Linked DNA regions of Homo sapiens: region 2 is linked to region 1. The links are chromatin contacts, found by Hi-C or POLR2A ChIA-PET in ENCODE. All regions are on one chromosome and are shown on one strand. Each heading gives the region's core, a stretch centred on a gene start or an enhancer-like site at or near the end of the contact. The rest is flanking DNA. Distances are from core to core; before and after follow the strand shown. Region 1 holds the start of AMMECR1L (AMMECR1 like). Region 2 overlaps HS6ST1 (heparan sulfate 6-O-sulfotransferase 1).

Region 1 (5,602 bases), core at 1,083-3,582:
TTAGCATACTATCATTAATCAACTCAAGAGGGCACAGCAGTCATAATTTTTCCCCAGAACTTTGTTTCAAGTTTACAGTGAAAAATTTTAATTATCTTCAAATCTGTGATGGGATTTTCAAGAAAATATCTTCACTATTGCAAATTTAGGACAAAATGTTCCAAAAGTCTCTCAGGACTGAAACTATAGAAAAGAGAACCAATAATTGACTTTGATCAGGAACTGCATTAACCTCTGAGTTAATTACCCTAAAACTTAAGACAACCTCTTTGGTTGTATTGAGAAACTCATTTGGGAAGGGTGAGGAGCCAGACCTTACAAACTAGAAATATAAAGGAAAGATCATGCCACGCCACCACCTAGCTCACTCTAATGGGAGTATGAAAAACAAACTTGCCTTTGCATATTTAAATTATTTTAAAAGGGAACAAGCGGAAAAACTTCATCAACATTAGGACCCCCTCATGGAAGTAGAAAAATACAAATGAAAACACACCTACATCCCAAAATCCTAGCACATGCCTAAAATCAAAAACTACAACGATGCTCTACTCTAAATATGCCCAAGATAATACTCACTGAAAGCAGAAAGTTTGTATTGCCAGAGGAACAGCTACAACAGAGGAGGGGAGCTATTTTGTCTCTGGAATGAATTTTCTTCCTTCCGATTCCATTCCTTCTTCCTGTACCTAAGACGGAAATGCAGGTGCAGTGAACAAACACCCAGGTAGTGCAGAGGTAAGATAGATACGGTTTCTGAAAAATCACAACTCGACAGAGCAATTTCGGGGGGGTGGGGGGCACAGCAAATAGCTAGAGAACAGGCTCTCCTTATTTCAAAACCTTGCAAACTCTAAATCTGAGGCAGCCGTGAAGTCCCATGCCCTGAATCATCTCATCCTTAGCGTCATCAGCAAGAAGGGAGGACACTGAGAATCAAAGGTTTTATTTATTGAACTCGAGCATGAGACGCACATTAAAACTTCCCCACCACAGATGCAGAGCAAAAGTTGCTCTCAGGCCAGAAGAGACCATTTAAAAGCTCTCCGCCGGTTTCAGAACACAAATAAATTTCCCAATCCTCTGCAAAGACAGAACTGAAGAATTACTGGACAGCACGCCAGAGGCAGGGACCTGAGGGCAGGCCATCTTGCTATGCCGGGAGGAGACGGTCACTGTTGCTAAGGGTCATCCATCCTTAGTCTCGAAGAAATCTCTTCCTGATCTCTTCACCAACTCTCCCCACTACTAGAGAATTGAGCTACTCCCAAAGATGTAAGTAAACAGGAGACTGTTTACATCTCCTGTGGGTGGGAGAGGCCCCACCCACTCTATCCTAGGAGAGGGCAGTGAAAGAGGATAAGGCCCAGAGGGATAAGGGTGAGGGAGCATGGCAAGGAGAGGAGTTCAGATCAGGACAGGGAATGTAGGAGGGCAAGGAGTGAAGGGCACAACCCACAGCCTGGGAAAGAGAGGCATGAAACCCAGCGTGTCAGGTGGACGGATCATGGAATGGGGGGCCAGCGGAGGTTAAGGAAGGAGGGCCCAAGAGTAGGGGTGCGAAAAAGAGAAGAGGAGGAGGAGAAAGTGCGCGTGTGAAGAGTGTTAAGAAAACGACAGGACAGAGCGGGGAGGGGAAAAGCGGGCCGAGGGACAGGGTGAAAGGTGAGAAACGAGGGTATGAGGAAAGAGGGTCCGGGGCGCTGGGGAGTTGGGGAGACGATGGAGCGACGGGTAGAGCAGCTTGGGCCGAGCCGCGGGGGTGGAATCCAGACGCCGGGCGGGGGAGGGGGCGGCGGGGCGGCGGGACGGTGGGTGGGGGCCACCAGGCGGCGCCGGAGACCACCAAACTTTACAGCGAGCGAGCCTGCTTCCTGGAGGGAGTGCAGACAAGGACCAGGAGCGGGAGCCGAGCCTCGCGGCCCGGGGCACGGCGCCGCCCGCCCCTCCCCGGCAGTGCCTCCCGACCCCCTGCCCTCCGCTGGGACATGGCCTGAGGCCCCGCCCGCCGCCCGGGACTCCTCCCCCCCGCTGCCCCCGGACCCTCGCCCCAGGACCGCGGGGTCTCTTCCCGGCCCCGCCGCCCGCCCCGGCGAGAACAGGCCCGGCGGGCAAGGCGGCGGCGGACCGAGGGAGGCCTGGCCCGGCAGCGGGGAGAAGGGTGCGGCGCAGCCCGAGTTTCCCACCTTTTCTCCTGGCCCAGACGCGGCTGGGGCGGACGGGACCTCTCGCGCTCTGCCTCCTCCTCTTGCTTCATGGAGCCATGCGCCTGGGTGGGGGCTCCCGAGAGAAGCTGGCCTGCGGGCGGGCCGGACGCGCTGCGCGGACGGGGCGGGGCGAAGGAGGCCGGCGGGCGGAGGAGGAAGCGGCGGGGCGGCGGCGGCGGCGGCGGCCGGGAAGAACTAGAGGTATTCCCCGGGCGGCTGGAGGACTGAGTCGAGCCGGGACCCGAGTCCTCCGGTATCCCAGCAGCCACCGGAGGCAGTGAGGTAATGGAGGAAGAATGTAGGGAGTCCTCCAGTGGACCACACTCCTTCTAGCGAGCCGCGGAAACCATAGAGATCAGGGCTCAGCCGGAGGGCCGGCCCACTGCTGTCACGTGGCCTCCATCCGTGCGCTTTATTGGCTGGTGCTGGCTTTACGGGGTTGAATTTTGGACGCTGCCTGCCATTCGTGGGACCGAGTTTCAGGCAGCTGGAATAAAGAGAGACATCGGGGGAAAGCCGCGAGAAGGCCAGCGTCCCTGGCTGGGAGCAGAGCTAGCCGAGTAGGGCGCCCGGCTGTCAAAACTGGCCGGCGCAGTGCACGCTGGGCCGCCCCGGAGCGGTCGCAGAGCCCGTCGGGAGTCGTAGTCCGGGACGGGCCCGCAGCATTGTCCGCGACGCAGCTCGGGATCCGCGTCGGGTTGTCGGCCGGGTTGCTGCCAGGCACCGTCGAGCGTTAGCCACCCAGCATTGAGCTGCCAGCGGCTGTTCTCCCTAAGCACCCTCGCTCACGTCGCCTCGCCTCGCCTCGCCTGACCGGCCGCAGCCTTGGATACCAGCCTTAAATCGAGCCGACTACGGCCCAGCCCCGCCCGCGGCGAAGTGCGCGGGGTTCGGTGCCAGCCGCTCGCCCCTGGCCGGGCCAGCCTCTTGATGCACCGGGGACGGGCGCGCCCATCCGACTCTTCGAGGGGCGGCAGGGCCCCATCTGTGTCTTTCGCTCTCGAGCCCCCAGCTAGAGTTGGCTTCAGCGGAATACCTACTGTGCAGGATTATTCAACAAGCCGATTGATCACATTCTTCAGCTCTAGCAGTGCAAAGGCTTCACTGAAAAAGAACATTACAAATTTTTTTTGAAAGAAATTTGGGGGTAAATTTAATTTTAAATACTGATTTTTGATAACATTTGATCTTATGACAGCATTTGTATTTTTAATTACAGATAGGATTACACTAAAAGTCATTTCTGACCTGCTCCCTTACCCTTATGGCTAAAATAAACTGCTAGGCCCTGAAGCAAAGGCGAGCCATGTTCTAGAGCAATGTCTTTCTTGTATTAAAATACGGCCCCATGCTCACATATAGGCTGTTTTGTGTTTTGCTTTTCTGTTGATGCACAAAGGAATCCTTGATATGTTTGTCCTCAAAGACCAAAGACAAGTATCTAGTAAAAAATGCAAATCATATCTAACAGTGAAGCTTTCCAGCAAAAACCTTCTGCTCTAGAATGCATAATTATGCGAGCATAAGATCTACTACTCTAGACTTTTAGCATAATTACCTATAGGCAGCAAAACCCTAGTCAATTGAGTGTCTGGTGCCTCTTGGACCTGGACTTCTCCAAGAGAATGGGCAAGGAGGACGAAAAGGAAGAGACAGCTATGCTTTGTGAAACAGGAGGTGACTTAAAAAAAAAATTCTATAGCAGTCTTCTTAATTCCTGTTACAGACTTGATACGCTTATCTGCTGTTGAGGACACGGTTGCCAGTTTCTAACCTTCTCTGTCTGCCTGAAAAACTAGAAATTAGATGATCATATGGCCTAGAGCCAGAAGTGCAGGAGGCAGAAAGCCAGGGGCCAGTTTTTTTCTTTTTGTTTCTGAATAAGAAGGCCAAATCCTGACTTAAAATAATCAAAATAAATTTTACGGAGTGACGGTCTTTCCAGCTGAAAACCTTAAAACATGGCATCTGGAAGAAGGCCTTAGTCTATTGCTCCCAGGATGGTACTATATAGTCATTAAATAGCCCACAGATAAGGGAGTTATTGCCCCCTCGTTATTGGGCTGCCAGGAATTAAATGATGGAACTAAGTTTCACTTGAAACATTCCCAAATTAAAACAAAAACAAGCCTTGCTTTGAGCTGTTGAAAAGGCATTTTACTGAGAAGATCCAGATGCTATTGCTGTTCTTAAATGATGTTGAAAGGCAAAGGGTCAGGACTTTCAAAAAGTCACTTTGAGGTCACCTCACATAAGCAAGCAACAGTTTGAACTGATGCAAAAACAAACAATGAAATTATGAACAGGAGGAAGAAACTAAAATGAGGGCAGTATATGCCATAAATATGGAAGAGGCTGTCTCTTATTTATCTTCTCATTTCCTGTACATAATACAGAAACCTGGTATGTAATAGGCATACAATTATTTGTGGCTCAACTGAATAAACGAAGATGGAAACCAGCAAGCAGCGGGCAGATAATATACTTGGGAAAGGAGAACTGCAGAGACGCTGGGTGGTTCAAGGCTTCTGCATGATCCTCAAATGTCACCCCAATCTGCTGTGACATAGCTATACCACTCATCAGAATACCCCAAAACAAATTGTCTGCCTCCCTTATGTACAACTTTTATTATTTCTTATCTCGGTTGGTTAAGAATATGTAGTAATGGCCGGGCGCGGTGGCTCACGCCTGTAATCCCAGCACTTTGGGAGGCCGAGGCAGGAGGATCACCTGAGGTCAGGAGTTCGAGACCAGCCTCAACATGGAGAAACCCCGTCTCTACTAAAAATACAAAATTAGCCGGGCGTGGTGGTGCATACCTGTAATTCCAGCTACTCGGGAGGCTGAGGCAGGAGAATTGCTTGAACCTGGGAGGCAGAGTTTGCGGTGAGCTGAGATCGCGCCATTGCACTCCATCCAGCCTGGGCAACAAGAGCGAAACTCCATCTCAAAAAAAAAAAAAAAAAAAAAAGAATATGTAGTAATGGTTAAGAGTCCACTGTGGAATCAGCCTGCATAGGTCCAAATCCCAGCCCTGACTGAATACCTGTGAACAAGTTATATCAGTGACTCAGGCTTATTATCTGTAAAATGGGGATTATAGCATTCCTGCCTCATAGGGATGTTATGAGATTTAAATACCAATAAGTCTGTACATTATAAACCTTATCAGATTGGTGTGGTGAAAATGCTCAGTAACTGAGCCTCGTGAGCATTAGAATGTTGAGATCAGCATGAAGTTAGCCTGTATACTGGGCATACACATTCTTCTGGATTTGCTCCTTTTGTGAGCAATCAATGATGAGCTAAAGGCATTTGCTAACTAGTAGGAATGAAATAAGGTTTCAGACAGGATCTTGGTGGGTGATGTAGATTTTATCTGTCCCATTTGT
Region 2 (5,602 bases), core at 1,168-3,667, 420 kb after region 1:
GCACCTGTCTGGGCCCAGATGCTCCTCCATACATGGTGGGGGGACACTGGCTGGCCAACCCCGTCAAGTGGGCACTTGCCACCTGTTGGCCAACATCCTTCTGCTTCATGACATCCAGGCTGCCTGCTAAAGGGGACATCTGGGAGGTGCCTAGAAATAAATGGCTGAGGCTCCCTTGGGAGAACGCTACTGCAGCCCAGTGTGGGTGCCCAGGTCCTCACCCAAAGGCCACTGTGGTGGCTACTTTTAGGTGTCAACTTCACTGGGTTAAAAGACACCAAGATTGCTGGTAAAGCTTTGTTTCTGGGTATGTCTGTGATTGGCATTTGAATGGGTGGATTGAGAAAAGAAGACTGACTTCTCCAGCGTGAGCAGAGATCTTCCAATCTACCGCACGCCTCAACAGAACAGGAAGGTGGAGGAAGGGTGAATCTCCTCTCTCTTCTGGAGCTGGGACACTCATCTTCTTGCCCTTGGACATCAGAACTCCAGGTTCTCGGGCCTTTGGGCTCTGGGACCTAACACCACAGCCCCCAGGTTCTCAGGCCTTTGGCCTTGGACTAAGCCTGCTCGCTGGCTTCCCTGGTTCTCCAGCTTGCAGATGGCAGATCTCGGGTCATCTTAGTCTCCCTAATTGCATAAGCCTATTCCCCCAATAAATCCTCTTTCACCTGTCTCTATATATCCTATAAGTTCTGTCCCTCTGGAGAACCCTAATATAGCTCCCCCTCCCCGACCCCTACGCTGGGGGATGCTGCCAGCCATGCTCGTCCTCTTGAAGTGTGTCCGAGCCTTTAGAAACTGGGTCTCCCTGTGTGGGTGCTCCCCAGGGACAGAGATGGTGCATGGTACAGGCCTGGTGAGAGGAGGGCCTCTAGCCCCTCAGGACCAGGACCACTGCCTGGGCACTAAGCTGTCTTTGGCTAAGGGGCAGGAGGACGAAACAAGTACCTGTCACAGACTGTAAGGCCCTGGCATCCCTCGGAGGCTGCCTTGCTAATGGACAGCTGCACAGGACTCCAGAAAGGTCCCTGGGTTGGCTGGTGACCTCTGCCCGTGGGTCCCCTCTCGGGAGAGCCCAGCACTGCAGCAATGCACACAGCCGCTGTAGTCAGATGCTGGCCAAAAACCCTCTGCCACTGGGAAGATATGGAGGCACCCATGTACCAGAGAACAGGGACAGTGACACTGTGTCCCATCAGAGTGCTCACAGCAGTGTCGCACAGCAGTGGCAGCCCTCACTGGGTCAGTGAGAGGACCCACCCTGGAGCACTCAGCATCTCATGACACTCAGGAATGGCTACCTTCCTCTCCTGCAGCTGGGCTGGGCTGCACTGGGGAGGGCGGGTGACTGAGCACCCACACACACTTGCAGGCCATCATCCCCTGGCTCTGTGGCAACCCATGGAACATGGTCCCCAGGGCCTTCCTGGTGGCCCAGGGCAGTGCCTGTGATCTGTGTGGAATGCACAGGGTCAGTGTCATGCAGGAGGCAGCTCCCTGCTATGAGGGCCTCCTAAGCTCTCCATTCTGGATTCTCCAGCCTTTGCTGGCCTGACCCATTGCCTGCCTGGGTCCCCATTTGACCCACTTGCTGAAGGATGGGGGTTTGCTCCTGTCCTGGAACAGCCACACCAATCCCAATACCTGCCTTTTACCCACTTGGCTGAAACCTGACACCCCTCTACTTTGTAAGAATGATGTTCTCTGCTGGGAACGTTGCCAGCCCAGCTTCCAGGAAAGCAGAGTAACAAACCCCTCCTTGCTGGGCCTGGCTTCCCGATGGGCCTGCTTGGACAGTTTTAAAGCATGACTTGGGAGGCCTGAACTTTTGCAGGGTTCAGGACGTGTGCCGACAAGCGGCCCTGCCTGGACTTGCGTGAGCTAAACCAACTGCTCAGACCTGCTCACCTTCCTGCCTGCCAGGAGGGAACAGAGGCAGAAGAGGAGGGGCCGAGCCCCTCCAACCGGGAGCCCTGGGGTCTGCAGTGGGCGGGAAGGAAGGAGGCTGTGGCAAGGGTTGGAGCCCGGCTGGCTGAGGCCCTTGTTCTCCAGGCAGAGCTGGAACCCACTCTCACTCTGGGGCCTACCTTCTCCCCGGCTTAGTGCCTGGGCAGAGCCTCTCCTTACGGGTGACATCACAACCCTCTCAACTCCCCCGGGAGACCATCTGCTCTGCCTGCCCTTGATCCTCTCAGGGGAGCTGAAGCATCACACCTGGTGACAGCTGCTTCCAGCAGGCCACTCATTCAGCTGGACCTTGAGGAGGGTGGGCCAGCAGTCCCTCAGGACCTGCCCAGGTTCCCTGCACCATCCTGGACTCCCTGGCGAGCCCACCTGCTCGCAGAGCAGCTGCGTTACCCTCCCAGAGGCAGGCACTGTGGCGGACATGAGCCACACGCCTGGCTCCCCCACTCTGGGGAGTGACCTGCCTGCGACTTGTCACTGGGAGGAGTTTGGGGGAAATCCTGCAGGCACAGGCCTGTGTGTGAATCCCAGCTCTGCCACCGGTGACCTTAGGTGATGAGTTATTTAGGCTCTTTGAGTCTCAGTTTACTCATCTGCAAAACAGCGCCCCTGACAGTGAGGCCTGAATGAGACTGTCACAGCCCCTCCCTGCTCCCAGACTGCACCCTCGGGACAGGAATGCCCTCCTTTGTGCCTCCGCTCCTCAGCAGGGCTAGCACGCTGGTGTCACTCCACAGGACAGTGCCTTCCCTGGCTTTCCCTCCATCAACTGTGGTCGGGCTGGAGGACGTGGCCGCGCCGCTGCGAAGATTTCTCTGCCAGGGAATGTGGACCAGGATTCCAGGGAGAACGCAGCTGCACGCTCCACAGCCTGGCTCCCTGCTCCAGGACGACACCCCCACCCCACCCTGGCCACGATGACGCAAACAGAAAACCTCAGTGCTTACAGATCCCGATCTCCCACGGTCACCAATGCTCTAGAGAGGTAAATATTTACACAGGAGCCTCTAAAGCTCATAACTCAGAGGGGAGATGCTCCCCCTGCCGCCTAGGGGCTGTAAACATTTGTTCCTGCAAGCCCTGCAGCAGAAGGCGCTTTCTAATTCTCAGGTGGATGGTGATGTGTAGGCCCTTCTGTCCCAAGCCAGTGGGGGCATGGCAGCAGGGGTACTGCAAATATGGGGCTGGGGTCACATGGGGTGGGGGCACATTCCAAGGCTGGGATGATGAGGGGGCTACCACCCCCATGCTCCTTTCTGAGGGGGTGCGAAAAGCTTTATCCATACAGCAGTGCCCCACAGGGACAGCCCTGGGTGCGCCCGCAGCAGACGGTGCCCAAGGGGCCTGGGGAGTGAGGGCAGGGCCAGGCACCAGGCTGGAGGCACAGACAGCAGTGTCGTCACTGTCATGGGGGGAGGCTGAGGCACAGGGCGTGGACATTCAGCTCTTTGGCCGGGCTTGGGGGGTGACACAGGCAGGCTTCCCTCTGGGAAACGCCCACCCAGATTTTCACTGGGAGTTGGGGTGGGGGGGTCCCTGTGACTTCAGAGCCGTGGGTTCCAGGCTCTGGTTTTAGGCGGTTTTAGTTGGGTTTCCTTCCAACTCAATCTCAAAGGGACTCCAACACATGCGGCAAAATCGCTGTGAGGGGCCCTGGCACGTGAGGAACTGTCTGCTTGTCTGGCCTTCCTGGGCTCAGGGCTGTGCAGGTGCCACCGTGGGCACTGCTGAGGATCTCCAGGGAAGGCCCTGGGGGGTGCACGCTGCAGGGAGGATGCTGGTCAGCTGCCATCTGTCCACCTGCTCACACTAACAAGCCCCCAGCTGAGCTCTCACCACCAGCAGGGTCCCATGGGGTTCAGAGGTCAGCAGGCATACCTCTTCTTGGCATGTGACTCAGCTGGAAGATGGGATGTACCTGGGCCAGCCTGGCCCTACCTGGTGCAGGCACCGGGATGCCACAGGCCCAAGTCCACACATGGAGAAATGATGAACAGGAGGAGAGAAGCGGGGAGCATGCTACCCATGGAACCTGGCACCAGGACACATAAAGAACGCTTACGAACCAATACGCGAAGCACAAACAACCCTGTAGGGGAAAACAGGCCAAAGACGTGAACAGGTCGGTGGAAGAGACCTCACTGACCGATAAACACATGGTAAGATGCTATCTCTCTGCCATGGGGAAACATGCACTAAGAGCACAGAGGTCCCATTTCCTGGCTCCTGGCCTGGCAGAAATGAGCCAAGAGTGCCCGCCCAAACAATCGGGAACCACGGGCACAGCATGGTGGTGAGGAGAACCTCCCTCTGACACACTCCTAGGGACACATAGGGACCATGAGCGAGCACCGTGGCCGCACCTGGACTGTGATGGCCAAAGTGAATTGCTCCCCGCAGCTGCATTAGAACCAAGCAGAGATCCGTCTGGACTACCTTGATGTTAAGTCCAGCAGTCAATGAATTAAACACGCATGTCAGGGACCAACAGGGATAAATCTCAAAACAAGGCTGAGTGAAGACGGCAAGTTGCAGAAGGTCAAGCAGAGTTTGATAAGGGTTCTGGAAAGTTAGTAACATCAAAACAGCACTGTGTATCATTTAAGGAATACACACATCTACAGCGAAAGCATAAACACAAGGGCAGGAAACATGTGAAACGCAGGACAGTGGTGCTGAGCGAGGCTGCAGGGAGGCAGGGGTGGGGTGGAGCACAGTGCATGGGGTCTTCACCTGCGAGCCGCACCCAGCTAAGCCTGCAGTGGGAACAGAGGTGAAACTCCACAAGGCTCCCCAGTTACACCCCTGGAGATACCATGTAGGGGGTGATAGCAGCTGGTGGGGTCTAGGGAAGGGAGGAACCACTGCATCCGAGGAACAAGGCCTGGGCCCTCAGCCAGGCGAGCCTCTGTGCAGGGCCAGCATCACGTGGCATCCACCCCTTCCTCCTCTTGACCCTGGGTTCCTCTTGGTTGGGTCTCGAGGTTCTCAGATGGCTGGGGGTGGGGTCAGGCTGCCACCCACAGGGTCTCACGACCTGGGCACCAGGACAGATGTGCACAGTCTCTACATCCTGGCTGCTGGCCAGAGAGGGCCAGAGCTTTCTGGAGATCCTGGTAGAGACAGCCTTTTGTCAAATGGGCACAGTCAGGAAGGCACTGGGTGGTCCCAAGGCCATAGCCCAAGGTGAGCAGGAGACCCCCACAGCCAAAACACAGCATGCTCCAGGTCATCACCTTGGAAGGCCAGTGATGACACTTGGTGATGTCCCAGATAACAGGACCCAACCTGCACAGACTTCAGCTGCTTTGAGGGAAGCTCCCTGCAAACCAACTAATTCATGGAGTGAGAACAAGAGCTGACTTCCTAGCTGGCTCTGGAGGTCTCTTCCCTGTCTCCAGGACAGATGGGTCAGATTCTAGCCTCTTATAGTACAGAGGCCACAGTGGAACTGTGGGTATAATTCCAACTGTCTACCTCCTGCACAGGCACTATGAGTATGCCCATTTTACAGATGGGGAACCTGAGCTGCAGAAGCCTGTGAGATGCAAAGCCAGGATTTGGCCCAGCTGGTCTGACTGCAAGCCTGGGGCCTCTCTTTTGCTCTGCTGACACCCCTGGTATGGTCCCGGGG

Evidence for each region. Hi-C counts contacts between places; a loop is a spot of excess contacts on that map. ChIA-PET counts read pairs that join two places held with the same protein, here RNA polymerase II (POLR2A). Pooled maps may share reads with other maps.
Region 2: a loop to region 1 is called in a pooled map, with 2.7 times the contacts of the local background. The contact joins the enhancer-like site here to the promoter of AMMECR1L in region 1. A Hi-C loop is called at or near these places in 3 of 168 maps with a recorded cell type or tissue (PC-9, gastrocnemius medialis and ovary) and 13 of 50 pooled maps. POLR2A ChIA-PET finds 5 or more read pairs at or near these places in 1 of 52 experiments (activated CD4-positive, alpha-beta T cell).

What each region holds. Positions count from the first base shown.
Region 1 is chr2:127,883,624-127,889,225 of GRCh38, forward strand. It overlaps AMMECR1L (AMMECR1 like), which reads right to left and starts at 2,333. Exons shown (of 8, transcript NM_001199140.2): 1 at 2,187-2,333; 2 at 580-689. LOC107985944 (a long non-coding RNA gene) reads left to right here and starts at 3,495. Exons shown (of 2, transcript XR_001739707.2): 1 at 3,495-5,602. It also overlaps the pseudogene LOC107985803. RefSeq lists enhancers at 2,204-2,799, 2,584-2,663, 2,674-2,933 and silencers at 2,224-2,273, 2,284-2,453, 3,164-3,213.
Region 2 is chr2:128,303,539-128,309,140 of GRCh38, forward strand. The region is part of intron 1 of HS6ST1 (heparan sulfate 6-O-sulfotransferase 1); the gene reads right to left. Among named protein-coding and RNA genes, the nearest start is that of HS6ST1, 13 kb to the right of the region's middle. Within about 2 kb of position 2,418, at least 27 of the 41 ENCODE cell types and tissues checked have a DNase peak (open chromatin) inside an H3K27ac peak, as active enhancers do; they include PC-9, gastrocnemius medialis and ovary, where a contact is called at or near this core.